Regions from separate parts of the Homo sapiens genome. Here region 2 is linked to region 1. A link is a loop called in an ENCODE intact Hi-C map of the cell type or tissue named here. Cell type or tissue: PC-3. All regions are shown on one strand. Links, peaks and the distances in the headings refer to the core of each region. The heading gives the core; the rest is flanking DNA.

Region 1 (15,615 bases), core at 6,470-11,469:
CGCCTCAGCCTCCCAAAGTGCTGGGATTACAGGTGTGAGCCACTGCACTCAGCTGATATTTATTTTTTCTTTTTTTGTAGAGAAAGGGTCTTGCCATGTTGCCAAGGCTTGCCTGGAACCCCTGGCCTCAAGCAATCCTCCCACCGCAGCCTCCCAAAGCACTGGGATTTCAGGTGTGAGCCACCATGCCCAGCCTGGAATCTATTTTTAAAGCCAATCAAGTGTTGAATAAAATTGCAACTTGGGCTGTCTTTTCTTTGCATTTTTTACATTTCAATGGTTTTTAATATATTCAGAGATATACGCAAACATTACCAGTCAATTTTAGAACATTTCATGACCTCAAAAAGAAACCTCATACCCTTTAGCTAACACCCCCTATCCTCCCATGCCCCTACCAGCCCTAAGCAACCACTAATCGACTTCCTATTTCTATAGATTTTCATCTGAATGAAATCATGTAGAATGTGATCTTTCATCTGTTTTGAAGGTTCATCCACGCTGTAGTGTATGTACTTTCCTCCTTTTTGTGATCAAATAATACTCCACCATGTGGGTAGACAACAGTCGGTGTATCTCTTCATCTGGTGATGGGCATTTGGATTAATTCCCTCTTTGGGTTATTAGGAGTGATGCTACTGTAATTATTCATGTACAAATTTTTGTGTGGGCCTGTGCTTTCATTTTTGAATATGAAAATATGGCACATCTCCACGGAAGACATATAAGTGGCCAATAAGCACATGAAAAGATGCTTAATGAAATTCATCATCAGGGAAACAGAAATCAAAACCACAATGCAATACCACGTCATACCCATAAGCATGGCTAGAATCAAAGATAGAGAAAATTGGTCTGGTGCAGTGCCTAATGCCTGTAATCCCTGCACTTCGGGAGACCGAGGCAGGTGGATCACCTGAGGCCAGGAGTTTGAGACCAGCCTGGCCAACATGGTGAAACCCTGTCTCTACTAAAAAAATACACAAATTAGCCAGGCATGATAGCAGGTGCCTATAATCCCAGCTACTCGGGAGGCTGAGGCAGGAGAGTAACTTGAATCTGGGAGGCAGAGGTTGCAGTGAGCTGAGATTGTGCCACTGCACTCCAGCCTGGGCGACAGAGCAAGACTTTGTCTCAAAAAAAAAAAAAAAATACAGAAAATAACAAGTGTTGGTGAGGATGCAGAGAAACTAGAACCTTCATACACTGCTGGAAGGAATTAAAATGGTGTAGCCACTGTGAGAAACACTTTAACAACTTCCCAAACAATTCTACATAGAGTTACCAAATGACGCAGCAATTGTGCTCCTAGGTATAGGTCCAACTTGGGCTCTTTTAATCTGTGGAAAATGAACTGTGGGTACTTGGCAAGAACAAAGAGGGAAAGAGGCAGAAATGGTGCTATGAGGGCACATTGATTGGACTCTAGTACACACGGTTCCTACTGCAAATGGTCTCTAAATGACTTCATCAGTTGCTCATAAAAAAAATCACCCTCTGCTCCAATCATGGAGGAAGAAGTATGGATTGGACCTGGTGAGCCACGGTAAGACTGACTGCTAAACTTTATGAATGATGAGGGGATTTGCACGTATAATCTTGACTGTACTAGATTTTTTATTTTATCCACTGTCTTTGAAAACCTAACTCTTGACTAAGAACTGACTTTCCTGAAGTTGTTGTTGACTCTAAGTAAATTTCCAATTCCACATAGCCCAAAGATAATGTGATGAAAAATCTCTCAAAGGAAAAATGCTAAGAATACAGGAACAGTTATACGGCAAATTTTGCAGAATTAACACAAATTGTACTTGTAGGTACGAAGCACAAAACATTTTCATGGGTAAAGAAAAGAGTGCTCTTCACTCTAGTAGAGGCTGCAGGATGAAGCTGATCAAGGTGCTTGCCCAGCCAGGCCTTGGGCTCTTACCAAGTTTGTGTTAGAGTCAACTCTGATGGAGTCTCTATCCCAGTCATCTTTTTTTTTGACATGGAATCTCGCTCTGTCTCCCAGGCTGGAATGCAGCGGTGTGATCTCAGCTCACTGCAACATCTGCCTCCTGGGTTCAAGCAATTCTCCTGCCTCAGCTTCCCAAGTAGCTGGGACTACATGTGCATGCCACCATGCCTGGCTAAGTTTTGTATTTTTAGTAGAGACATTTCATCACGTTGGCCAGGCTGTGCTCAAACTCCTGCCCTCAAGTGATCCGCCTGCCTTGGCCTCCCAAAGTGCTGGGATTACAGGCATGAGCCACCATGCCCAACCTCAGTCATCTTTTTATCCTCCACACCTGGCAAGTTCTAGACTCACTGTGGTTCCATACAAGTTTGTTGAATAAATAGGAGACAGATAGAAAGTGGGAACTCTGGAAGTAGAGAAGATTCCAGAAATTGTGCATATTTCCCAGAGACTGTGGCCAAATTCCTCAGTCCTGCCAGAGTTTCTCTATCTCAACTCAAACCTTATGAGTGGTCCCAGGCGCAGTGGCTCACACCTGTAATCCCAACACTTTAGGAGGCTGAGGTGGGCAGATCACTTGAGGCCAGGAGTTTGAGACCAGCCTGGCCAACGTGGTGAAACCCTGTCTCTACTAAAAATACAGAAATTAGCCAGGCATGGTGGTGTGCATCTGTAGTCCCAGCTACTCGGGGGGCTGAGGCACAAGCATTGCTTGAACCCAGGAGGCAGAGGTTGCAGTGAGTCACAATTATGCCACTGTACTCTAGCCTGGGCAATAAAGCAAGACTGTCTCAAAAGAAAAAAAAAACCCTTATGTGTGGGCCTTGTTACAGAATTAATGTTTATATGGACAATATGTACATGGGTGTATGTTAAGAGCATGAGTCATCCACAAGATTTTAGCAAAGTCCATTTAGAAATCTCAATGCTTTGGGCTTCCAATTGCTTTGCTGCCTCTGTCCTCAGAAGGAGGCCTCATCCTTGCATGTAACCAGCAAATCCTTTATGCAGAGGTGTACACAACACAGTCCTCTCCTTGGCTATGACACCTTGAAAGGCTCCTCTTGGTGGCCCCTGGTGCTCATTTCAGAGTAGTTCAAATTAAGGTGATCAGCTTTCATTCCAATCACTCTACAAATCACTCCTATTATGACCAATTTTTCTAAATGCTTTATTGAATTATTACTTAAAGAAATGTGCACACAGAAGAGGTCAACACAGTACTTTTCTTAAAAACCAAACATACTGCCCAGAAGCAGTGGCTCATGCCTGTCATCCCAGCACTTGGGGAGGCCAAGGTGAGCAGATTGCTTGAGCCCAGGAGCTCGAGACCAGCCTGGGCAACGTAGTGAGACCCCCCTCTCTACAAAAAATAAATAAATACAAAAATTAGGCAACAGTGATGGCACATGCCTGTAGTTCCAGCTACTCAGGAGGGCTGAGGTGGGAGGACTGCTTGAGCCCAGGAGGCAGAGGCAGCAGTGAGCCATGATGGTGCCACTGTGCTCCAGCCTGGGTGACAGAGCAAGATCCTGCCTCAAAACAACAACAACAACAACAACAACAACAACAAACCTGAACATCTCCATATTACCGACACCCAATTCAAGAAACAAAATATTGCAGCCCCTTCCAGGATATTCCTGGGGTCTCTTCCATCTCTACTAACCCCTGACTACAAACAGCCTCCACCTATTTCACCTGACATTGTACTTTATGAAAGCAGCAGTTCTCAGATGGGGCTATTTTGCCCTATGGGGACATTAGGCAATATCTGGAGACGCTGGGGTTTGTCTCTACTTGGGGGGAGTTGTGTTACTGCATCCAGTGAGTCCAGGGATCCAGGGATGCCGCTCAACATCCTAAAATGCACAGGGAACCCCCACACATAGAACAGAGAAATTGCTGAGCCAAAATGTCAGCAGTGTCACAGCTGACACCCTGACATACACACAATCACACACTGTCTGCTCTTTCGTGCTCAGGATCTCTTTCATTCTAATCATCTCATAGGAAACAGAAATGTCATCTGGAGGTAGGTAGAGTCCAAAACAAAGAAGATCCAGAGTTTTTTTTTTTTTTTAATCAGCCTGGTGTCTTTAGAGCTAGGATTTAGTTTCCATTCTTTCTGTCTCATTTTCAAGTGATTTTTCTTCAAATGGCATCTGCTGGGCTCAAGACCTGGAGATCCCCACAAAGCTGAGATTCACATGGGAATTTTTTACACACCCACACAGGTATACACTGCCATTTACATGCAGACATCCACCCACAGATACACACATCCGGAGACCAAGACAGAAAGCAAACTCCACCATAAAAGCACGGTTCCCCAAACACGAGAAATGCACCATTCACTCCAGGGAGGTACCTATTTGTTTAATTCAGCCTCTGATAGTCAGGCTGTTGCCAAGCCCATCTCTGAAAGTCTTCCCCTCTAGGAAAGAGAGATGGATTTTTTCTTTACTCAAGAATATAGATCTAAAAAAAACAAACACTTCTGCATCTCAAAGCAGGCTCTACCTCCTGAGCTACACATATCGATCAGCATTTTATTGCCAATTTTCTTTTATTTGAACTGGAGAAAATTATAACCTAATTATGTTCTTACTGACACTTTGGAATCAGTTACACTAAATCCAATTCTTTGGGTTCTCATGATTAATTTGTTGAATTTGGGGGACAACAAAGCAAAATCATTGGTCGTGTTTTAATATAATTAGTACAGGATATATCTAAGGGGTTCAAGTATCACTGTAGCAAGAAGCTCATTCTGCAGTAAAAGGGGGATTCTGCCACTAGGATTGAGTGAGGGTGGTTCATGGCTGCACCGTTTCATCAATGTCTCTTCAAGAGTCCATGGAATGTGGAATGGGAAAGACTGAAATAGTCCAAGTTTTGGCTAAGCTTCTATTAAGGGGTGTTAGGAGCTGATAAAATAACCTGGTCTTTATAGACATCCACACTATAGTTCTCTAAGCTACAGATTCTCAGATTTTTCTATTTTATAAACCAGTAAAAATATTTTTTTAATTTGAGAACCAACATAAGGTTGCAATTTTTTTTTCTTTTTGGTAAGAAGGAACTTTTTTAAACTACCAGTTTCACACACACACACACACACACACACACACACACACACACACACACACACACAAATTCCACCATGATTGGTCAGAATAGGTGAGGTTTTGCTGCAATAACAAACAACTCCTAAATCTTGGTAACTTCAAACATCAGAAGTTGTTTTTCTCAGTCATGTTACATCTGCAGGGAGGTAAGGGGTGCTCTGTTTTCCATCAAACTTGCCCTAAGACTAAGGCTAATGGGGGTTGCATTACCTCGAGTATCACCAAGCAGGGAACAGAGGGAGAAGAATGCTAGAGAGTCTTGTACTAAGAATTAAATGCCCTAGGCTAGAAGTCTCACACTACACCTCTGCCCCCAGCCTCTTGGCCAGAACTAGCCACAACCCCTCCCCCACCACAGGGCAATGCATGCAGACAGGAGAATTGGATACATTACAAATTTCTACCCCATGGCATTTCATAAAAGGGAAAAAAATGCAAATACAAAAATGTTTTAAAAGAATAGAATATATACATTTTTAGAATACAGAACAATCCTCCAAAAAGGACAGCTGGTGGTCTTTCACCAATGGGCACATTTCTGTGACATTTTCTCTGTTTTTCCATTTTATCCTTGACCTATGAACATTTTATACAGATGGTCCAAAGAACACCATTTGGGGACCACTGCTCTAATCAGGTGATGAAAATGGCCCCAAGAACAGAGCACACTTTCTTTAGCAAAGACCCAGCAGGGCCAGGGTGACCATGTTCTCACCATCAATGTGCAGACATCCACCTGCAGCATCCTCACATCCCAACATCAAACAGTGGCTCTTTATAGCTTGATTCTAATGCCCTTTGATCTTCATAATCACTGTAAAGCTCTCTGGCCCCAAGATCTAACATCGCCACTCTAGCTACATCCCGCAACTGTTCACCTCTCCTGCCTCCTCATCCCTCTAAACTTCTCTTCACAACCTCATGTTTCCTTCTTGCTTTACCTTCCTGCTCAGCCTGGACCTTACAGTCACCTTCTTCTTGTAATGTGCTCCTAAACTCGTTCTTCCCTGCTTTCAACCACACCCACCTGGAAAATCTCCATACCCCATTGATGACTTGCCTCGCAACTGCCTAAGGGCTGCTGAATGATACTGGAGAGAATCACATCATGGATCTTGTAGTTCCACTAAATAATCTCACCATCCAACTCTAGGATAGACTTCACTTCTGTTCAGCAATATTTTTAAGCATCACAAATAAATTCCAAACCATATTTGCTATAACAATTGACTTTTAACCTCTTCCATATCTCAAAGCCCCCCAAACCCATCCCTAGGGGTTTCAGAGCCCAGAGTTGAGTTCTCTCAACTCACTTCCATCTCACCCCTAGATCACTGTATCTTGACCCTCTTCCTCTGCCTTTCCCATCTTATAAGGAGAAACATCCTTCTCCTTTCCCAAGCTACCTTCTCCACTTGTGTCTCATTTGAGACCTCCCTTTATCACCCATTCCCTTGGAACTCCCATGACTCACCACCTTCACTTGTCATTTCACTCATAAATATTTTTCACGATGTATGTGCCAGGCGTTTAATATATAATCATGCTTAAGTCTCCACATGCTAACAAGAAAAACCTTGATTATCCCTGCTATGCCCTCAAGTCATTACCCTCCCCGCTCCTTTCCTGTGTTCCCAAACTTTGTTGATCTTCATCAATCCCTCTGATGCAGATGGCTCCGAAGTTTGCACCCTATTAGGTTGGTGCAAAAGTAATTGTGGATTTTGCCATTAAAAGTAATGGCAATCATAGCAATTATTTTTGTACCAGCCTAGTATCTTTTCTCCTTCTACCAAACTTTGTCCCTGAGCCATCTCATCACCTATAACTACCTCCTCCATGCAGTTGATTCCCAGATCTGTATTATTCTACTGAAAGTCCATTACCAAACTTTCTCAGCTAGAATAACAGAAGCCCAGTTAGAATTCATGATACCATTTTCCCACCACCACCACCACCACAACCATCGCCCTGTCATTGTTAGCAAAACCATCTCTTCAGTGGAGCTCAAAGATTTGTAATCTCCCACTCCCCAGAAAGATAACTTCAGACTCAGCCTAGAAGTAAGGATCCTCCAGATATGGCCTCAATGACCCTCCAACCCATGTCCCCAGTGCATCCCTTTGATGCCCCCTTCAGTGGAGTCAAAATGGAGTGAGTGTTTTTCTTTTCACATACTCCTGGTGTTCTTCCACGAATACAATTTTCACCTCTTGAATATTTTCAAGGATTCTCCATGCTACACACAGTGAAATCCAAACTCCCCATCAGGACCCCAGTCTTCCCAAAACCTCTTTGCACTTTTCTGCCTCCACACTTTTCCTTGGGTCATCCTCTTCTCTAATATAACCTTGTGTATTACTCTAGGTTCTCCAGAGAAAGAGCAGAGAGATAGAGGTAGAGCTATACACATAGAGACAGATTGATTTGTTGTAAGGGATGGCTCACATGGTTATGGAGGCTAAGGAGTCCTGGAGTCTGCAGCCAGCAAGCTGGAGACCCAGGACAGCCAATGATATAGTTCCAACTCGAGTCCACATCTAAAGTCAGGAAAAGATTGATGTCCCAGCTCAAATATAATCAGGAAAAAAGAGCAAATTCTCTGTGACTCCACCTTTTTGTTTTGTTCAGGCCTTCAGTGGATTGGATGAGGCTCACCCATATTGGGGAGGACAATCTGCTTTATTCAGTCTACCAATTAAATGTTATCTTCATCCAGAATACCTCAGAGACACACCCAGACTAATGTGTAGCCAAATATCTGGGCACCCCACAACCCAGTCAAATTGATACATAACATTAACCATCATGTCTTGCTTCTACTCTCTCCCCATTACTGCATGTCCAAATCCTTCTCTTATTTCAAGGCTTAGTTCAAATGTCACCTCTTAACTAAGCCTTCCCTGCTAACCCCAAATATTAATAGAATTGGTTTCTCCCTTCTCTGATATCTCAAAATACTTTGTGTGTTTCTCTTTTACTGTATTTATTACAAACTCCCTTATAAATTGAGACAGTGATTCCCAGACAAATTATCAAAAGAGTATAAAAGAAGCCTTCTTTGAGTGTGAAATATCTCATGGAATTTAGCACATGGCCTCTTCATGAAGAAACTACTGGGAGAGAAGAAGACAAGCTGGAAGAGGCCAGGGAAAGGGGGTTAGTACAAGGGAGGTTAGTACAAAACTTTTCTTCGTCTCTCATCCTACCCGACTAGAAATACCCACAGGGGTGGAGGGGCAGGCCACCCCTTCATCTGGCGCCCAATGTGGGGCCTTTCTCTAGGGTAAAGGTACGATAAGAACATGAGCATTGAGGACAGCCGACAAGAGATTCCCGAGTACGTCCACAGTCAGCCTTGCAGTAAGCTTGTGCGCTCGGAGGAATCCAGGGTAACAATGGGGCAAACTGAAAGTAAATATGCCTCTTATCTCAGCTTCATCAAAATTCTCTTAAGAAGAGGGGGAGTTAAAGCTTCTACAGAAAATTTAGTTACGCTATTTCAAACAGTAGAACAATTCTGCCCATGGTTTCCAGAACAGGGAACTTTAGATTTAAAAGATTGGGAAAAAATTGGCAAAGGACTAAAACAAGCAACTCGGGAAGGTAAAATCATCCCACTTACAGTATGGAATGATTGGGCCATTACTAAAGCAACTTTAGAACCATTTCAAATAGAAGAAGATAGCATTTCAGTCTTTGATGCCCCTGAAAGCTGTGTAATAGATTGTGAAGAAGAGGCAGGAACAGAGTTTAAGAAAGGAATGGAAAGTCCACATTGTAAAAATGCAGTACAGCCTGTAATAGCTCAGTCAATGCAAAATGTTGACTATAATCAGTTACAGGAAGCAATATATCCTGAAACATCAAAATTGGGGAAAGGAGGTCCAGAATTATTTGGGCCATCAGAGTTTAGACCATGATGGCCACCATCTCCTTCTCCCGCGGTTCAGATACCTGTGACATCACAATCTCAAATGCTAATCCAGGCACAGTATCCACAATAGCAGGCAGTAGAAAATAAAACCCAACCATCGGTAGTTTATCAACACCAGCCGCCAGCCGAATTTCAGTATCGGCCGTCTCCAGAGGTTCAGTATGGATCTCAGGTGGTGCGTCCTGTGCTAAATAGCAAGACACTATATCAACAACCCACGGCGATGGCGTTTGATCCTACAGCACCACCTAGTGGACAAGATGGTGCACTGCATGAGACCATTGCTACAGCCAGAAAACAGGGAGATCTTGAGGCATGGCAGTATCCGGTAATTTTACAACCCATACCGGCCAGAAAAGGGAGTCAAACAGGAGCATCTGTCTGAACTGAGGCTAGATATGAATCTTTCACCATGAAAATGTTAAAAAATTTAAAGGAAGGATTTAAACAATATGGACCCAACTGTCCTTATATGAGAACATTATTAGATTCCATTGCTCATGGAAATAGACTTATTCCTTAAGATTGGGAAATTTTGGTTAAATCTTCCCTCTCACCCTCTCAGTATCTACAGTTTAAAACCTGGTGGATTGATGGGGTACAAGAACAGGTATGGAAAAATCAGGCTATTAATCCTGTTGGTTATATAGATGCAGATCAGTTGCTAGGAACAGGTCCAAATTGGGTCACTATTAACCAACAATCAGTAATGCAGAATGAGGCTATTGAACAACTAAGGGCTATTTACCTCAGGGCCTGGGAGAAGATTCAGGACCCAGGAACCTCCTGCCCTTCTTTTAGTTCAATCAGACAAGGCTCTAAAGAGCCATATCCAGACTTTGTGGCAAGGTTGCAAGATGCAGCTCAAAAATGCATTGCAGATAATAACGCCCGAAAAGTTATTGTAGAAATAATGGCTTATCAAAATGCAAATCCAGAATGTCAATCGGCTATAAAGCCATTAAAAGAAAAGGTTTCAGCAGGAGTTGATGTAATTACAGAATATGTGAAGGCTTGTGATGGGATTGGAAGAGCTATGCATAAAGCAATGTTAATGGCTCAAGCAATTACAGGGGTTGCTTTAGGAGGACAAGTTAAAACATTTGGGGGGAAACTGTTATAACTGTGGTCAAATCGGTCATCTAAAAAATTGTCCAGGCTTAAATAAACAGAGCAAAAAAAAGGAGGCACCTGGCCTGTGTCCAAGATGTGGAAAAGGAAAACGTTGGGCTAAGGAATGTTGTTCTAAATTTGATAAAAATGGACAACCATTGTCGGGAAACGGGAAGAGGGGCCAGCCCCAGGCCCCACAACAAAGTGGGGCATTCCCGATTCAGCCATTTGTTCCTCAGGGTTTTCAGGGACAACAACCCCCACAGTAAATACCACCATTTCAGGAAATCAGCCAATTACAACAATACAAGAGTTATCCCCCGCCACAGCAGGCAGTGCTGCAGTAGATTTATGTTCACTCAGATTATTTCTTTACTCCCTGGAGAGCCTCCGCAAAAGATTCCTACAGGGGTATATGGCCCGCTGCCAGAAGGGATGGTAGGCCTTATTTTAGGAAGATCAAGTCTAAATTTAAAGGGAGTCCAAATTCATACTGGGGTAATTGATTCAGATTATAAAGGGGAAATTCAGTTAGTGATCAGCTCTACTGTTCCCTGGAGTGCCAATCCAGGTGAGAGAATTGCTCAATTACTGCTCTTGCCTTATATTAAAATTGGAGATAGCAAAACAGAAAGAACAGAAGGGTTTGGAAGTACCAACCCTGCTGGAAAAGCTGTTTATTGGGCTAGTCAGCTCTCAGAGAATAGACCCTTGTGTACAGTTACTATTCAGGGAAAGCAGTTTGAAGGATTAGTGGATACTGGGGCTGATGTTTTTATCATTGCCTTAAATCAATGGCCAAAAAATTGGCCTAAACAAAAGCCCGTTGCAGGACTTGTTGGTGTGGGCACTGCCTCAGAAGTGTATCAAAGTGCCAAAATTTTACATTGTCTGGGACCTGATAATCAAGAGAGTACAGTTCAGCCTATGATTACTTCTATTCCAATTAATTTATGGGGCCGAGACATATTAGAACAGTGGCATTCAGAGATTACTATTCCAGTCTCCCTATACAGCGCCACTAGTCAAAAAATTATGACTAAAATGGGATATCTCCCTGGCAAAGGACTAGGGAAAAATGGAGAAGGCATTAAAGTTCCAATTGAGGCTAAAGAAAATACAGAAAAAAAGGGATTAGAGTATCCTTTTCAGGAGTGGCCACTGTAGAGCCTCCAAAACCCATTCCATTAACTTGGAAAATAGAAAAGCCTGTATGGGTAAATCAGTGGCCACTACCAAAACAAAAGCTGGAGGCTTTACACTTATTGGCAAAGGAACAATTAGAAAAGGGACATATTGAGCCATCATTTTCGCCTTGGAATTCTCCTGTGTTTGTAATTCAGAAAAAATCATGCAGATGGCACATGCTAACTGATTTAAGAGCCGTTAATGCAGTAATTCAATCCATGGGGCCTCTCCAACCTGGGCTGCCCTCTCCAGCCATGATTCCCAAAGATTGGCCTTTAATTATAATTGATCTGAAGGATTGCTTTTTTACCACTCCTCTGGCAAAACAGGATTTTGAAAAATTTGATTTTACTATACCAGCTATAAATAATAAAGAACCAGCCACCAGATTTCAGTGGAAGGTGTTGCCTCAGGGAATGGTTAATAGTCCAACTATTTGTCAGACTTTTGTAGCTCAAGTTCTTCAACCAGTTAGAGACAAGTTTTCAGACTGTTATATCATTCATTGTGTTGATGATATTTTGTGTGCTGCAGAAACAAGAGACAAATTAATTGACTGTTACACATTTCTGCAAGCAGACGTTGCAAACGCAGGCCTGACAATAGCATCTACTAAGATTCAGACCTCCACTCCTTTTCATTATTTGAGAATGCAAGTAGAGGAAAGAAACATTAAACCACAAAAAGTAGAAATAAGAAAAGACACATTAAGAACATTAAATGGCTTTCAAAAATTGATAGGAGATATTAATTGGATTCGGCCAACTTTAGGCATCCCTACTTATGCCATGTCAAACTTGTTCTCTATCTTGAGAGGGGATCCAGACTTGAATAGTAAAAGAATATTAACCCCAGAGGCAAATAAAAAAATTAAATTAGTTGAAGAAAAAAAATCAGTCAGCACAAGTAAATAGAATAGATCACTCAGCCCCACTCCAACTTTTAATTTTTGTTACTGCACATTCTCCAACAGGCATTATTGTTCAAGATACAGATCTTGTAGAGTGGTCATTCCTTCCTCACAGTACAATTAAGACTTTTACATTGTACTTAGATCAAATGGCTACATTTGATCAGGCAAGATTACGAATTCGTAATCAGGCAAGTTTACGAATTCGTAATCAGGCAAGATTACGAATAGTAAAATTGTGTGGAAGTGACCCAGATAAAATCATTGTTCCTTTAAATAAGGAACAGGTTAGACAAGCCTTTATCAATTCTGGTGCATGGCAGATTGGTCTTGCTGATTTTGTGGAAATTACTGATAATCATTACACAAAAGCAAAAATCTTCCAGTTTTTAAAATTGACTACTTGGATTTTACCTAAAATTACCAGACATAAACCTTTAGAAAATCTTCTGACAGTGTTTACTGATGGTTCCAGCAATGGAAAAGAGGCTTACACTGGACCAAAAGAACGAGTCATTGAAACTCAATATCACTTAGCTCAAAGAGCAGAATTGGTTGCTGTCATTTCAGTGTTACAAGATTTTAATCAGCCTATTAACATTGTTTCGGATTCTACATATGTAGTACAGGCTACCAAGGATATTGAGACAGCTCTAATCAAATATAGTATGGATGATCAGTTAAATCAGCTGTTTAAATTGTTACAACAAACTGTGAAAAAAGAAAGTTCTCATTTTATATTAGTCACATTCGAGCACATACTAATTTACCAGGGCCTTTAACTAAGGCAAATGAACAAGCTGATTTGCTAGTATCATCTGCCTTCATGGAAGCACAAGAACTTCATATCCTGACTCATGTAAATGTAACAGGATTAAAAAACAAATTTGATATCACATGGAAACAAGCAAAAAATATTGTACAACATTGTGCTCAGTGTCAAGTCTTACACCTGCCCACTCAAGAGGCAGGAGTTAATCCCAGAGGTTTATGTCCTGATGCACTATGGCAAATGGATGTTACACATGTACCTTCATTTGGAAAATTGTCATTTGTCCATGTAACATTGATACTTATTCACATTTCATATGGGCAACCTGTCAGACAGGAGAAAGTACTTCCCATGTTAAAAGACATTTATTATCTTGTTTTGCAGTCATGGGAGTTCCAAAAAAAATTAAAACAGATAATGGGCCAGGATATTGTAGTAAAGCATTTCAAAAATTTTTAAATCCATGGAAAATTGCACATACAACAGGAATCCCTTATAATTCCCAAGGACAGGCCATAGTTGAAAGAACTAATAGAACACTCAAAGCTCAATTGGTTAAACAAAAAAAGGAAAAAGACAGTAAACAGTATAACACTCCTCAGATGCAACTTAATATAGCACTCTGTACTTTAAATTTTTTAAATATATATAGAAATCAAACCACTACTCCTGCAGAATAACATTTTACCGGTAAAAAGAACAGCCCACATGAGGAAAAACTGATTTGGTGGGAAAATAACAAAAATAAAACATGGGAAATAGGTAGAGTGATAACATGGGGGAGAGGTTTTACTTGTGTTTCACCAGGAGAAAATCAGCTTCCTGTTTGGGTACCCACTAGACATTTGAAGTTCTACAATGAACCCATCAGAGATACAAAGGAAGGCGCCTCTGCAGAGACAAAAAACCCACAATCGAACATCATCGACTCGCAGGATGAATAAAATGGTAATATCAGAAAAACAGATGAAATTGCCATCCACCAAAAAGGTGGAGCTGCCGACCTGGGCCCAGCTAAAGAAGCTGACACAGTTAGCTAAAAAAAGCCTGGAAAACACAAGGGTAACACAAACTCCAGAGAATATGCTGCTTGCAGCTTTAATGATTGTATCAACAGTGGTAAGTCTCCCTACGTCTGTGGGAGCCGCTAGAGCTAACTATACTTACTGGGCCTATGTGCCTTTCCCACCCTTAATTCGGGCAGTCACTTGGATAGATAATCCTATTGAAATATATGTTAATAACAGTGTATGGGTACCAGGCCCCACAGATAACCGTGGCCCTGCCCAACCTGAAGAAGAAGGAATGATGATAAACATTTCCATTGGGTATCATTATCCTCCTATTTGCTTGGGAAAAGCACCAGGATGCTTAATGCCTACTATCCAAAATTGGTTGGTAGAAGTACCTACTGTCAGTGGCACCAGTAAATTTACTTATCATGTGATAAGTGGAATGTCACTCGGGTCACAAATAAATAATTTACAAAATTCTTCCTATCAAAGATCATTAAAATTTAGGCCTAAAGGGAAACCATGCCCCGAGGAAATTCCAAAAGAATCAAAAGACCCAAAAGTCTTAGTTTAGGAAGAATGTGTGGCTGATACTGCAGTGGTACTACAAAACAATAAGTTTGGAACTATTATAGACTGGGCCCCTCGAGGCCAGTTATATTATGATTGTATGGGCCAGACCCACTCGTGTTCACAGGCTCTATCTGTCTGGCCCCCTAATCCAGCCTATAATAGTGATTTAACTAAAAAACTAGACCAAGTTTATAGAAGGCTAGAATGACCCTATCCATGGAAATGGGGTGAAATGGGGATTTCATCACCCCGACCAAAGTTAGTTAGTCCTGTTGTTGTTCCTGAACACCCAGAATTATAGAAGCTTACTGTGGCCTCATACCACACTAGAATTTGGTCTGAAAATCAAGTTATGGGAACAAAAAATCATAAGCCATATTATACTCTTAACCTAAATTCCAATCTGACAATTCCTTTGCAAAGTTGTGTAAAACCCCCTTATATGCTAGTTGTAGGAAACATAGTTATTAAACCAGATTCCCAAACTATAACCTGTGAAAATTGTAGATTGTTTACTTGCATTGATTCAACTTTTGATTGGCAGCATCGTATTCTGTTAGTAAGGGCAAGAAAAGGTGTGTGGATCCCTGTGTCCATGGACCGACCGTGGGAAGCTTCTCCATCTGTACACATCTTAACAAAAGTATTAAAAGGAGTTCTAACCAGATCTAAAAAATTCATTTTTACTTTGATTGCAGTGATTATAGGTCTTATTGCAGTCACAGCTACTGCTGTGGCTGCTGGAATTGCTTTACACTCCTCTGTTCAAACTGCAGAATATGTGAATAAATGGCAAAAGAATTCCTCAAAAGTGTGGAATTCTCAGACTCAAATAGATCAAAAATTGACAAATCAAATTAATGATCTTAGACAAACTGTTATTTGAATGGGAGATAGGCTCATGAGCTTGGAATATCTTTTTCAGTTACAGTGTGACTGGAATATGTCAGATTTTTGTATTACACCTCAAGTCTATAACGAATCTGAACATCACTGGGACATGGTTAGACACCATCTA
Region 2 (15,615 bases), core at 5,424-10,423, 360 kb before region 1:
AACATATAAAAGAATTTCTTCAGGGTATAAACTTCAGAGTAGAATTACTGAGTTACAAGATAAGTGAATGTTTAACTTAAAAGTTACCACCAAATTGTTTTCTGAAGTGACAGTTAAAATGTATACTACTTATCAGCAAACACTACTTTATTTTTTTCCTTAGAATGTATCTACAAATACTCTATTAGATATTAATGAACATTTGGAATTTTTTCCTAGATTTTTTGCTATTATGGACAATGGTGTTTTTAGCAGTTTTTCATATATGTTTTAGTATATGTGAAAGTATTTATCTGGGATATATACCTCAGAATAGAATTGCTGGGTCATAGGATATATGAATATTCAAATTAGAAAGTAATGCAACACCATTTTCCAAGGTGGCCAAATTTTCATTCCCTACTAGCAGCGTTTGCTTGCTTAATATTTTTTTGTTTCAATTTATGTCAAGTCAATAATCTATTCTAAGACTTCTTACTTTTTAAATTTTCTATCCATTTGTTAAAATGAAAGGTGCTGGAGGGGAGAAATCTTTTTTGTTTACCCTATCCCCACATTTAGAAAATTACCTAGTACCTAGTAGCCACTCAATAAATACTTGTTGAATGAATCAATGAGTGAGTCAAAATATGGAGCTTGTAGGAAGATTAAAGTAAGGGAAGATTATTAATTTTATTTTGAACACGTGCATAAAACATTAGGGACAAATTCACATGAAGTTTTCCAACAGGAAGCCTGACAGTACGGTGAGTTAGAAGCTCAGTAAATAGGTCAATATTTCTTTCATTATGTATTCTTAACCAACTCATCTCCCCATCAAAATTAGTTATAACTCCTCCATGTTTGCACCACATGGGCTAGTACATTTAATCATTTCATGGTTTTTATTTGTATCCTATCTCTTAGAATAATCAGAAATGTGTAGGCTTCTCTCCTATAAGCCCTCTGGTTGTGCAGATTTGGAGAGGTAATACAACATTATGATCAAGATTTGTGCCAACTCTTCAGCTAGTCTGTCTTGACTTAATTATTAATTCTATAATAACCAAGTTTCAGCAAGGAAGATAGGGTCACTACAAATACAGGAATAGGGATATAATATGGGAATCAGGACTTGTGTGATTTCTGAAAATGGCCACATTCTTGTCATCACTGTAACATGGCCCTGGATACTCTCTCACCTCCTTGGATACACCCGCCGATAGTGAGACTGGGCTTAGTCATGTGACTTGTTTTGGCCATTGGTACAATATCAAATGTGATGCAAGCAGATATTTGAAGTCTTTTTGAACAACGGAACTTGCCCTTTCTTGCTGCTTTTTGCAACCCTGCAACTGCCTTGCAAAGAAACCTAAGCTAGACTGGTGGGAGAAAGAACTTAGACACCCTGTTAGAGAGTCTTCCACCTGTGAGACCAGCCACCATCATCCAGCTGCCTGCCAATCCACTACCTGACTGCAGATGCATGAGGACACCCAGCAGTGATCAGTCACTCTGGCCCAGACCAGATGAACTTGAGCACTGCCTTCAAAGAATTGTGAGCTAAATAAAATGGTGTTTGTTTATGCTTGAGAGTGATGTGTTTTAAAGCAAAAGCTAACTGGTCCAAAGCTTACATGAATGGTCCAGAAACCAGAAGCAGTAGTTGGAAATTATAGAAACACACACTAGCAACTCTAGTCTGAAATACTGGAGTGTCTGGACAACCAGCACTCAAGGGAAATTTGTAAAAATCATTGCACCTGGCACCCAACTGGGTTTTGCTGGGTCTGTGAAGTCACCTTTTTAGAGGAAGCCACCAAACCAGACTGATGCAATCTCCCGAAAAAAGTGCATTTTATTTTCACCTAACATATCACATGTAACACTAGTTACCAAATTCTATCCTGAAATCATAGAAAGAAAAAGATTCTGTGAAACAGCCTCAGGCAAAAGTAGTAATGGTGCCGTGTTGACCCCACCCCCAAAAAACAAAATTCCAGCCCGCATATTTATTAGGGATGTGACCTTGAAGAAGTTACACTCTGAGTGTCAGTTTATAAAATGAATGCTATAGGACTTAATTTCACTGGATTATAAGAGTCGTATGAATAAATGAAGGTTTGGAAGACCGCCAAGCATCTGGCAAGCACACAATAAATGGTAACTATTATTATTGGCCTTTTGTATTCTTCTCCTCCAAATCCAGCACAATTCCTTGTACATACAAGATATTCATTACATTTTTTTAAAAAAGTAAATATATTCTCACTATCTCACCCTTTCTTGACGTGCCCACAAAAAAAAATCTCATGAATAATTTATTCTAGAATTTTGTTCCATTCAAGTGATCAAAAAGTGTTTACTTTTTCCTCTGGTACTTGGCACTGAGTCAGCTGAGACCAAGATCAGTCTATCCAATTTTTAGAATACATCTGTCCCACTTTCAAATGGTGAGTTTACTGATATTTAGGCTTGGGGTAATTGTCTTACATCCCATGATCTCTCAAAGACTAACAGGCCAAACTATTTCAAAATTCTCCTATTTGCAAATGTATTCATACTCTGAAATGTAGCCCAGGTAGGCCAGGGGGTTAAAATCCCCTAGAAGAGTGAGTTCTTTCTTCCACACTTCTCCTATTGATTCATTCTTCAATATGGTATGCAAGGCCTGTTTGATTGTCAGCACTGTATGTCTCCCGCTTCATCTGTTGCCACAAGCAATTCAGACTCTAGTTATAAATGTGCCATGTTCTCTTTCACATCTGGGTTTGTACACTTTCTGTTTTTGTGTTTCTGAGAAGTTCATAAGTTTTCTCTTCAATTGGCCAGCTCCCTTTCATCCTTCAAATCTTTAATTAGGCTAGCATGTCCTCTAGGAAGCTTTCTTTAGCCTTTCAACACTGAGTTCAGCATTCTGCCTCTCACTTTCGCCGTCTTCCACCCCCAAAGATGGTGAAAGCTATAAAGCCAGAAGCCAAGGTGGTACGATTCACTGTTACATCCCCTCTTCATAGGTACTCAGGCATCACAGAAGAAATGCCTGTGTTTAACCACTCACTACCATATATTAACTATTTGATCTTGCGCAAGTTACTTAACTTTTCTAAACCTCAGTTTCTTCCTCTGTATAATGGGAGAAGAATTGTTCTTACATTGTGTAGCCATTGTGAAGATTAAACAAGATGATTCATATAAAGGATTTAGAACAGTGCCTGGCACATAAAAGCACCCAATAAGTGGTAGTATTCAAAGAAACACAACCCCTTTTATGTACTAATGTTCCCCGGCCAAAGTGAGGGTCAGGCTACTCTTTCTCGTGGACCAATAATGAGATGCAGACGAACTGGGGAGGAAGAGAGTTCCTATTTCTGCAACTATATACAGGGGGAAGGCCTGGAAATTATCACCAGACCGACTGAAAATTACAAAGTTTTCTAGAGCTTATATACTTTCTAAGCTATACATTTAAGTGTGCATTTATCCAAAGATGTATAAATCTTTTAATCTGTAACTAAGGTCTGAGTCCTGAAGACTTTCCTCTGGAGCCTTAGTAAATTTACTTAGTCTAAATGGGTCCAGGTGCTGGGGTGATTACACTTATCTTGTCTCCTGCTAAATCACAGAGGTTTAGGGAGTTCCTTCAGACCCCTAATAAGCTTGTTTGTGGAGGCCTGGGGAGTTTCTTTAGACCCACAATAAAACTGGTTTAATCCTAAATGGTCCTATTAAGAATTATTTTGTTATTGTGTTATGCTTTAAAGCCCAGGAAAGTCCTAGCCAAAATTCTTGATGGGCTTTTTTTACATCCCAACCTTTGTGTAAGGACACTGGTTTTTAATATTTAACTTAACCTCTCAGTCAGTCCTGAAACAGTTGTTATGGAGGCTTGCATTAGTGAGACCTGACCTGCCACAGGAGGTGTTCAGAAAATCTTTAATATTATTGATGATCATAAATACCCTGGGGACTTGACCAGTTTTTTTAATCTAGATTTTCTCAAGATTCTATAAGTTCTATTTCTTTAAGGCGTCATTCCTTATGACCAAAAATAAAGTACATAGTAGGAGCTTGTTACTTCTGATTGCAAGACATACAAATGTTATTCAAAAAGTAAAAATTTTGGGGAGGCTGAGACAGGAGAATGGCTTGAACCTGGGGGAGCGGAGGTTTCAGTGAGCTGAGATCGCACCATTGCACTCCAGCCTGGTGACAGAGCGAGACTCTATCTCAAAAAAAGAAAAAAAGAAAAAGAAAAAGTAAAAATTTTAGTGTATGCGTAGCAGCATATAAAAGGAAAGCCAAATCCAATCCAAGGGTCTGTTTTGTAAGCAACATATACCCTATCTACATCTTCTGCTTTGCAAAATTATCCGCTTGCAAGATACTCTCTTCACACACAGTTCTCAGTAGCTAGATCACTTAATTATTTCCCCATCTTTAGGAAGCTCTTTTTTCCCACATGTTGTGCCGTACTTTCCTCTTCTTGTCAGTTTGACTACTGCTGCTAGTACCTGCTATGCCTCTGGTTCCATGTTACTGTCAAATCGCCAGCCACATTTCCTTCTGGGAAGCTTGGCCCCCAGAATTCTCCTCCTTTTGAAATGACTGCTACAATCATCCCTCATGCATCTTTTATGCACTTACCTCAAGGATCCCAGATATACCCATGCCAATAACTACGAGCGTACTAAATTGGACACATGCCTTTCTTTTTGCCTCAAGGAGACCTTGTTGGATATCATTTCTTAGTTCTCCAGAGGGCAGCAAATAGATGCCCCCAAAACTACCAGGAACTTATGGCTCCTCTCTCTTTTTTTGTTGTTGTCTTTTATTCCTGCCTGTGCAACTGCAGCTGGAGCTCCCTGAGAAGCTAAAATGCACCGAGCTCCATGGGTTAACATCTAGCCGCAGTGTAATTCCCCTGCTTTGTATTGAGGAGGGTGGAATGCGCTTGAACAGCTATTATGGTGAATTCTGTGTGGAGTCCATCAGAGACAGATAATGCTTCCTTAACAGCTTTCAGACAGCATAGATTTGTACCAGTCTTCATGTGTATGTTGAATTCCCTTGCCAGAGTCTCAGAATAGTGAAAGGGGTCAAATTTGACATTTAAATTAATATTTTATACCTCTATTATGTAAAGGAATTCATTTCTTGGGTTCATTAAGATTTAATATTTATATCATTTTAGAGTAACTTTTTTTCTAAATTAAGTGACGTAATACTAACTAAGATTTTCAAAAGACAATAAAATGGGTAAATTCTTAGTTCAGATAATGTTTTCTCTTCTGCTTTTGTAATTTTCATGAATTTACGTATTATGTGCTAATTGAGGGCAAGCTATTAATCAAAAGAGGTTGAGCCTCTTTAAAAAAGAAAGAAAAGGAATTCTCTCGCTATGGTGTCATGCAAATCTGGTGTAAAATATTCATTTAAGCAAAAACAATGTAATGGCATAGTAAGGTCTCCACTCCACCTCCAAGACTAACATTAAAGAAAAGTGACTCAAAGGAATTAACAAATTGTTGAGCTTATCTTTAGCAGAGGGGCAATGATGGAAACTAAATTAGAGAGGAAAATATTGAGTAGTGAGGAATATAAACCACATATTTGAGACATGGAAGGACAAATAGAAGAAGGAGACATAGTAAAGGAGATGGTGAGGTGCTGAGATAAATGAAAAGCTTTGATGGGGATAGACAAATCTGTGTGTTTTTGCAAAAAAGAAGTAAGAGGACTGAAAAAGACATTGCAGATTTTCCAGAAAATTCAGGTTAACAAGAATAGATTGGTTAGCCCTAGAAAGAAATGATATTTTGCTCACCTTGAGTCAGTTTGACTGGAGGAATAAGGGGGTCTGTATTAGTCTGTTCTCACACTGCTATAAAGAAATACCTGAGACTGGACAATTTATAAAGAAAAGAAGTTTTATTGGCTTATGGTTCCACAGGCTGTACAGGAAGTATGATTCTGGCATCTGCTCGGCTTCTGGGGAGGCCTCAGGAAATGTACAATCACGGCAAAAGGCGAAGGGGAAGCACATACATCACATGGCCAGAGTAGGAGCAAGAGAGAGAGGCAGAAGATGCTGCACTTTTAAACAACTAGATCTCACGAGAACTCACTCACTGTGGTGAGGACAGTATCACAGGCTGCACCTTCAACATTGGGGATTACAATTTGGCATGAGATTTGGGTGGGGATCCAAACCGTTCAGGGTCCCTGTCTCAGAGGTCATGAAATTCAGCTAAGTTCTGTGCTTTCCAGGCCACCTGTCTAGAGGCTTTGGACAGGCTGCTTAAAAAACTTGAGAACCCTGAGTACCATCTCTCCAAGACTAGTTCAAGAACAAGCCCACTGACGACTTCAACATCATTTGTCATCTCTCAACTTGCACATTGCCAACAATATTCTGATCCTAGAAGTGACAAAAATATTGTGGCTAACACTTTTTTATGCCTTCTGCTCTAAAGATTCTCCTCTCATTGTCCTCCTGGGAAGATACTGTAATTGATATGTAAACAATGTGGAAGGAAATGTATTTCTAGAATGACCTTGTTTTCTAGAAAGCCAACATTGCTACTTTGCCAAATTTCTCCTATATGAAAGGTAAAGACAAAATTGTCTCAAGGGATTGTGAGAAACAGCAAGTACTTCAAAAGAATGTTACAATTAAAAAAAAAAAAATGAAGGACGCCGCCTTGAGTCAGCTTTGGAAAATATGCTAAAAGCACTTTCTTCAAGTAGTACAAAAATGGTTGGTTTGTGAGACTGTTTCAATGGGATTTCAGTTTTAATACTGACTAAATCTTTTAGTGCAGAATTGGAAGAGAAAATGTCCTCGCATTAATCTACCACAGTAAGTGCCTTTTATTTAGGTAAAGGAGAGCTGAATGATTAGATGACAACATAAATACCAGCAGTGATAGCCAAAAAATATAGATACCTTCAACAACCCCAGGGGCAAGTGACCTACTGTTTAATATAGAGGACTCCAAAGAATGTTTATTTCTGTCATCTAATGTCACACAATTAAAATCTTACTGATGAAATACTCAACAGCGAATTTTATTAATAATTGAGTTTTTTTCAAAAAACCCTTAGGATTTAATTTTGATTCTCAGAACTTTATTTTATGATGATGATATTTGTTTTAATCTCATACTTGGTTCAATACTGATTTTATTATTTGCCCTTTTGGTATTTGGCAAACTGTGTATTTAGTGTGGTTTTAATGTTTTTCCATAGTTCTCGGGAGTTCAGGGAAAGGCCTCACTTTTTCAGCAGTATAAACAGCTTATTTCCCTAACCAATCCATTCATGTAGACAAGTGCAATTAAAAATTCCTTGTGATCCATTATTTTGGAGTGGGGAAGGGCTGCAGTACTAAGCCCCAGTTCTTCTCAGATTCTCCTTATCTATCTCCAAGATTTCAAAACAGGATACTATCATTTTTCCACCTCATATCACTATGGATGGGAAACACTTAAATATTTACAGCCTCATTTGACCACTGATATTTAATGAACCAATTTTGTTTTTGTCTTCCCCAATTCCAGAATCCAAGTTCAAGGGGAAAAGTCAAGGACTAGAATCACAGGTCATAGCATCATTCAGTTAAGCAGGGTAAGCAGAGTTCCAGCTATTCTCTGGGGCTGTCTTTTTTCACATATTTTCTCTGTTCTTTGTTTAGCCTTTTCCTGTGGATTGCTCCCTCAGATGTGGGGGCTCACTCCTAATTGGCATATTCACATTCAAGTGTAACAAGTTAGAAGTGGGGACCTAATTTTTCTTGGTTCCACTGCTTGATTTGGCTAAATGAGGCTATCTTCGGTAACATTAAAATAAAATAAATATCTAGTAATGAATCTGACATTTTATCCTCATCCTCGTGTCACTTATTTATTTATTGCCTCTCAGCTCCAAATCCATCTTTTTGCCTGCTCTGTGAAATGGATCTGAGCCCTTTATTTTTCTTTGCCAACTGACACAATGTTAAGGCTTGTCAGTAGAGGGCGCCAGAGAGACACAGCAGGATTTTGTTTCCTGATATTGGTGATGGTTCACCAGCTTCTGCAGCACTTGTAGCTTCTTTGGTGCCCCCCAACTATGATGCGTGGTGGTAAGCGGCATCCACCAGCCCCTCTGTCTCTGCTTCTAGTGGGTTTATACTGGAGTGTCTCCAATGAGACTCATTCCTGAGAACAGATTTCACTGCCAACCTAGTGGAAGAATGTCTGGCAAATTCCAGAAGAAGGCAGGTTTCAGCAAGTTCTGCCAGCCCCTCTTTCATTCAGTGAGCCACAGCTCTCTCTCCCGCAGGTCTGGATCCCAGCCGTGTGTGGCGAGTGGTGGGGTAGGGGAGCTGCTTTCCTGTGGCTGCTCTATCTCAGCCCAAGGGTTGGCAGCTGCTCCTTCTATCTGCTACCCTTATATTGTTGAGCGTTATTTTCACTTCCTAGTAGCCAGTCCCTTATTACTTAAATTTCTCATTTAGTAAATAATTCTTGTCCAAATTACTCTTTCTCTTTACCTTTGAATCCACACCGATGCAATCTTCTAGTCAAACACTGTTTTCTAAACCTAATGACCTTAAAACTAAATTCCCTCTGTTTGAGGAAAGAACTGAAATTGTATTTTCCACTGCTCTCATGCCACACTCAACAACAGCAACTAACACAGACAGAAGACTTCTGGGACCAAATGTGTGTTGGGGGGGTTTTGCCCCACCACCAAGCAAGCAATTCATTCTGCAGCAGACACCAGTTGGGTCCTACAATTTCATCTTGACACTCTCTACCTGGAGATAGCATCAGATCCCACGGGTTGAGGGCTCAGTCCCACAAGACTGCCCCCCTTCAGAAACTAGTCACAGGTTTGGCCTCCAGAACTTCTGACCAACCAGCTTCAAGTTGGGGTTCCCACGACAGGCTCTCTGGTTAATTTGCTGGAGTGGCTCACAGAATTCAGGGAAACACCTATGTTTACCAGTTTATTATAAAGAATATTACAAAGGAAACAGATGAAGGGATGCATAGAGCAAGCTATGGGGGAAGGAACATGGAGTTTCCCAGCCCTCTCTGGGTATGCCACCCTCCAGGAACCGCCATGTGTCTAATTATATGAAAGTTTCTGAGCCCTATCCTTTTAGGGCTTTTAGGGAGGACTTACTACCTAGGCATGATTGATTAAACCACTGGCTATTGGCCCCTTTCTTCCCAGAAGGTTGGGGACCCTGCCTTTGTCTTTCTGGTGACCAGTCCCCATCTCAAAGCTGAGGGGCTGCTGGCCATCCATCCATCATTGGCATACAAAAAGATATCACTTTGGAGATTCCAAGGATTTCAGGAGTTGTGTGCCAAGAAACAGGGATGAAGACCCTGTAGATATTTCACAATATCAAGCCCTCTTTTCTCGTCTGCCTGAAAGAATGACATATTTACTTTTATGCACCACATTCATGAGAACAATTGCTACTGGGGAGGGAAGAGGAAAAAAATGGAAGCAAAATGGAAAAGTTCTGTTTACCTTTTATATTTTAATTATTTTATTAATAAGTACTTGCAACAATACTTCTGCAACTGCTAATGAAAACCAATTACAACAAAATTACTCTTCCACTTTAAATAACTACAAAACTGGAAAGAGATATACGAAACACTGATTTTAGGTGCCAGACTACAGCCAGCGCGTGACTATGGTGATTGAAAGAAGAAAATCAAATGAGATATGACTGACCCAGCTTATTGCCTGGAGGAAATTATTCAAGCCACAGTGTAGGGAGGGGAACAAATTCTGGCAATCTTATTTGGCTGAGAGGAGAGAGAGCTGAGTTTGGATAAGAAAAATCTGCACAGGGAGAGAGAGCTCTGGGGATTTGCACACAGAGTCCCCTTGAGTTTTTGGCTGGAAACTAATCTGTGTATGAGTAGGATGACATTTCCCCAAACCGAGGAAAGAACAACTGGAAAACCTTAGGCTGAACAATTCACAAAGCTCACAAAGGGCTGGGAATATTTGCATTTCCACCAGTCAAAACAGAAAGACCTTGTAATAGACAGAAAAATTGATAAAGTTTTCTAAAGGGATACACCTTAGTAGCAAGGCAAAATCAGTCCCAGATTAAAGTGTGCTCTGGACCTGCCATAATGTGCCTTGAATGAAAGCTTCAAAAGGATCATAAGGTTAATCCACAAGTAGTTACTTCTGTGGAAAGACAAAATCCAATACCAAAAGACAAAAGACAACACAAAATTAACACTATTCAATATTAAACTAAAAATTACCAGACATGCAAAGGAGCAGTCTGCAAAAATAGACCCAAATGATGGTGTTGTACCCAAAAACCTTGAGACAGTTATTGTAAATCTAAAGGTATATTCAGAGATTTGAAAAATAAGATAACTACAATGAAAAGAGAAATACAGACATTACAAAGGCCAAAATGAACTTCTAGAAATGAATGGTTCAATATTAAAAATTTGGAAATCACACTGGATGTGATTATCAGAAGGATAGACACCAAGAAAGAAAAGATAAGTGGCCTTCAAGGTCTAGCAATTGAAAATATCCAAAATAAAACACTGAGAAAAAGGAGTGAACAAAAAAAAAGATGCAGAACTTCAGGAAGCTGTAGGGTAATGTCAGTCTTTCTAATAAATGTGTCATTAGAGACCCCAAAATAGGGAAGTCAGTTGAAAGGAAAGACAAGAAAAAATAATAGTACAAATGAGACAGAGTAGAGAAGGGACTTGGCCCCACCCTTTACTAATATATTTCTTTTCCTTTTCTTTCTTTTTCCATTTCCTGACTGATGACCATTGGACCTTGAAGAAACTAAGATAAGCAGTGTTCCATCATAAGTCTTACTCAGGGAAAGTAACTTTATCATCTGCAGTGCACAAGACCAGAAGAATGACCGATCTTTACCCCTCACCTCATTATAACACTAAAACCTCTGCCAAGGGGGTTCTTATCTGCCATTTTCTGCTCATGTGATGTATGTGTTAGCATGATCCCTTACTACACCTGAGCATCCTGCACTCCACCCCATACATGTAGTGATGCTCACCTACTTCTTGAATTATTAATGTCACCTCCTTAAGACACTGCAATGCACTCCCCTCTGGGAGCCGGCTGGAGAAATTTTGCTCCAGTACTGTCTCCCTTGTGTTCCAGCATAACCCCCTAATAAAGCTTTGTCTGGGAAACTTGCTTGGCTTCATGTCAACTTCTATTATATGAGAGCCTAAGGACCTATGAACACTAACAAAAATATTCTCAGATCTAATGAAAACAAAAATCACAGTTGGAAGAATTTTAACAAACCCAAGTAGAGGAAAGGTAAAGAACAGAACAATAATATGCATAAGAATCTATGAAAGGAAAATAGATCTTGGGGCCCTAAAATCACTAAGCTACAGGGAATAGTCGAGCTGGGAACTGCTTAGGGCAAACCTGCCTCCCATTCTATTCAAAGTCATCCCTCTGCTCACTGAGACAAATGCATATATGATTTGCCTCCTTTGGAAAGGCTAATCAGAAACTCAAAAGAATACAACCATTTGTCTCTTATCTACCCATCGCCTGGAAGCCCCTCCCTATTTCACGTTGTTCTGCCTTGACTTTGAGTTGTACTGCCTTTCCCGACCAAACCAATGTTCATCTTTCGTATAATGATTGATGTCTCATGTCATCCTAAAATGTATAAAGCCAAGTTGTGATCAGACCCCCATGGGCACATGCCATCAGGACTTCCAGAAGCTGTGTCATGGGCACGCATCCTTAACTTTGGCAAAATAAACGTCCTAAACTGAGAACTGTCTCAGATATTTGAGGTTCAAAAATTAAACTGCTAAAAGCAAGTGATTAAAAAAGAAACATTTTTTAAAAGCAGCCGAAGGGAAAAAAGACAAAGACAAAAAGAAAAACAAAAATAAGAATGACAGAAGACTTCTCATCAGAAACTATGCAAGCCAGAAAATAATAAAGAGGCACTTTTAAAAAATGAGGGAAAGAAAGAGACGTTAATCTAGAGTTTTTTAAATAGTTAATGTATATTTTTAAAATGAAAACAATATAAAGACATTTTCAGTTAAACAAAAGCTAAGAAGTTTCATCACTAGCAGATCTGCACTATCAGAGCTGTTAAAGGATTTTTTTCAGGCAGAACGAAAATGATAACATGAAATATTTGATTGTCACAAGGGACGAAAGAGTAAGAGTGTCAAAATTGGTAGTTGTGTCAGTATTAGATGTTTATGGTTTATATAATTTACTCTCACTCTTTAACCAAACTTTCACTGAAAACATACACAATACCTTGAAAACAGAATTCACTGAAGATTCATTCAACTCAATATACACAAACTCAATTTTTACTGTTGTCCAACAGCACTTTTTTGATTATTATATGATTTCTGAGATTACTTCCTATAGCACAGTTTCTAGAAATTAAGAAACCTGTTTTGCCTTTTTCTATTATCTTCACATCCCTTCAGCCATCATGGGGGAATTTGAAAATAAGAAGGGTATCTAAAAGTTTTAGAACTAATAAACAACATGTGGTATATCCAGAAATTTAAAGGAACAAATTACTGACACATGCAACTACATGGATTATTACCCCCAAAAGCATAATGCTAAGTAAAATAAGTCAGAAACAAAAGACTTCATAATGCATAATATATAATCCACTTACATAAAATTTTAGAAACAGGCAAAACTATAGCAAAAGAAAACTACATTCATCTATGCCATGTAGTGTTTGCGTAGCAGATTAATGGAACGAAACAGAGAGTCCAAAATAGATCCACACATACATGGTCAACTGATTTTCAGCAACATTGTTAAGAAAATTCATCAAATAAAAGGTAGTCCATCTACAAATATTGCTAGAAAAATTGGATATACATATAGGACAAAATGAACTTAGACTTTTGTGTCATTTCACATATAAAAATTAGTAAGAAATGAATAGTAGGCCTAAACATAAAAGCTTACTCTTAAATTATGAAAGGTCACACAAAGAGTTTTAGATATGGCACAAAAAGAATGAATCATAGAATAAGCCTATGGATAATTTGAGAGTTCATCGAAATTAAAAACTTTTGCTCTTTGAAAGACATTTCTAACAAAATGAAAGAGCAAGCCAGGGACTGGGAGAAGCTACTTAGAAAAATATCTCTGATAAAAGGTTTGTATACAGAATGTACAAAGAACTCTTACAACTCTATATCAAGAAGAAAAGCAGCATGATAAAAATATTGAGCAAGAGATAAAACAAGATATGTGAATAGGAAATAAACGCATGAAAAAAGGCTCAATGTCCTTGATCTTCAGAAATACGAAGATGAAAACTTGGAAGAGTTGCTACTACATATTCATTTTCATGACTTAGATGTAAAAGATTGACCATACCAAGTGTTGTGAAGGATATGAAGCCCTTGTACCTTCCAGATATTGCTGCTGGGAGTGTAAAATTTTACAACTACTTTGGAAAACAGTTTGGCATTTTCTTAAATTGTTAACTATACACTTGCCATATGACCCAACAACCCAATCATTTGTATTTACCTTAGAGAAGTGGAACCTATATCTACCCAATGACTTACACGCAAATATCTTTAGCAGCTTTATTTATAATAGACAGAAATGGAAAACAACAACAATTAAGCAGGAAACTGTATAAGCACTTTGATGGAACTATCTTATTTCAGTAATAGTACCTACAAAAGAGGTATGGAAGTTTAGGAAGATCCAGTAACTTGCTCAAAGCCATAGATGAAATTGGCAAAGGCAAGATTCCTACTCATCTCTGTTTTCCCTTAACTACTTATTTTACGAAGCCGACACTAACAGGTGAGTGCAAGTTTTCTGCTAAGTGCTTTTGAAACATTGTCTTATTTAATCCCCACTAAAGTCTTCCGGGCATTATTAGCTCAATTTGTAGATTAGGAAACTGAGATTTAGATGTCAGTTAACCTGACTAAAGTTTTACAGATAAAAAGAAGTGAAGGAATCTGATATTCAAGTATTTGAACCCAGATATGTGTGATCCAAAAACCTGTGTCCTTATACATTGATTTCTTCTACTACAGTGTATGCTTCTTATGATAGTCAGTTATATACAGCAACTTCACTGGGCCTCAGAGCACCCAGATATTTGGTAAAACATAATTGTGGGTGTGTCTATGAGGGTGTTTTTGGATGAGGTTAACATTTGAATGGGTAAACTGAGTAAAACAGATCACCCTCCCTAGTGTAGATGAGCCTTATCCTCTGTTGGAGTCGTGAATAGAACAAAAAGCCTGAGTGAGGGAGAATTCTCTTTCTCTGCCTGACTGCCTTAGAGCTGAGACATTGGTCTTCTGCTTCCTGCCTCTGACTCGAACTTGAACTTACATCATCAGCTTTCTTAGTTTTCAGGTCTTAAGAATGGAACTGGAACTATACCCACTGGCTCTCCTGGATCTTAGCCTGCGGAATACAGATCCTGGGACTTCTCAGTCTCCATAATCTCATGAGCCAATCTCATAATAATTTATAAATTATAATAATATTTTTTTGAGACAGAGCCTCCATCTGTTGCCCAGGCTGTAGTGCTGTGGTGCCATCAGGGCTCATTGCATCCTTGACTTCCAGGCTCAAACGATCTTCCCACCTCAGCCTCTTGAATAGCTCGGACTACAGGCATGCGCCGCTGCAGCCGGGTAATTTACTTTTATTTTTATATTTTGTAGAGACAGGATTCTCCCTGTATTGTCTTGGGCTCAAGCAATCCTCCAGCCTCAGCCTCCCGAAGTGCTGGGGTTACAGGTGTGAGCCACCATGCCTGGCCAATAACTTATTTTTTATAATTTTTATAATAATGAATAATAAGGTAAATATAGATAAATTTATATCATAGTAGTAGGATATATTACATAGATGTATGTATTTATATAATAGGATATATTACAGTATATAATACAAAATATATATACAATATATAGTATACAAAATAATATGTTATATATTATATATTACATATACATAATAATATGTAATGTACACTATATATTATATAATACATAACATATTATATATAATATATGTTATATTAGGTTGGTGCAAAAGTAATTACAGTTTTCCCATTACTTTTAATAAATATGTACATAAAAATAGGATTCTGTTACTTCTATATAATACATAGGACATATATACATACATATATATATGTATATATAAAATGGGATTCTGTTTATGTTTATCTGGAAAACCTTGACTAATACCCTTCCTAAGGATGAATTTCTTCATAAGAAAAGAATACCCTTATTGAAGCCCACTTGTGCCAGGTAATGCAGTACAGCTGTGAATGAGCAGCTCCATCCTAAGGAATTATGGAACATCTCATTAGATTTTCAATGCACGGATCATGGTATAAGTGTACTAGGAGACCTCGAAAAAAAGAAACTGATGGATTCTGTTTTTATCAATCATCTAATAAAGTAAAAATGTAAATAATAAAGCAACGAATTGAATAAGCTGAGATAAAGAATTAGGAAAGCAACTATCTTGGAGATGTCACAATAGAATAATCACAAATTGACAGGATTTAGAATCTTTTGGTCCTCTTGAGTCTACTTAAGAATT

What was found. A loop is a pair of places that touch in the nucleus more often than their neighbours do. Peaks named below come from ENCODE experiments on the same cell type or tissue, not always from the same donor. Only the 100,000 strongest peaks of a DNase experiment are listed, where the experiment ranks them.
Region 2: a loop joins it to region 1, with 25 times the contacts of the local background. A loop is called at or near these places in 6 of 110 quality-filtered maps.

What each region holds. Positions count from the first base shown.
Region 1 is chr3:75,543,037-75,558,651 of GRCh38, forward strand. No RefSeq gene overlaps it. Among named protein-coding and RNA genes, the nearest start is that of MIR1324, 80 kb to the right of the region's middle. In PC-3, for the core only: CTCF peaks have their summits at 9,265 (motif pointing left) and 9,470; a DNase peak (open chromatin) is centred at 9,275.
Region 2 is chr3:75,184,254-75,199,868 of GRCh38, forward strand. No RefSeq gene overlaps it. Among named protein-coding and RNA genes, the nearest start is that of MIR4444-2, 22 kb to the right of the region's middle. In PC-3, for the core only: CTCF peaks have their summits at 8,008 (motif pointing right) and 8,208; no DNase peak of the experiment used is centred there.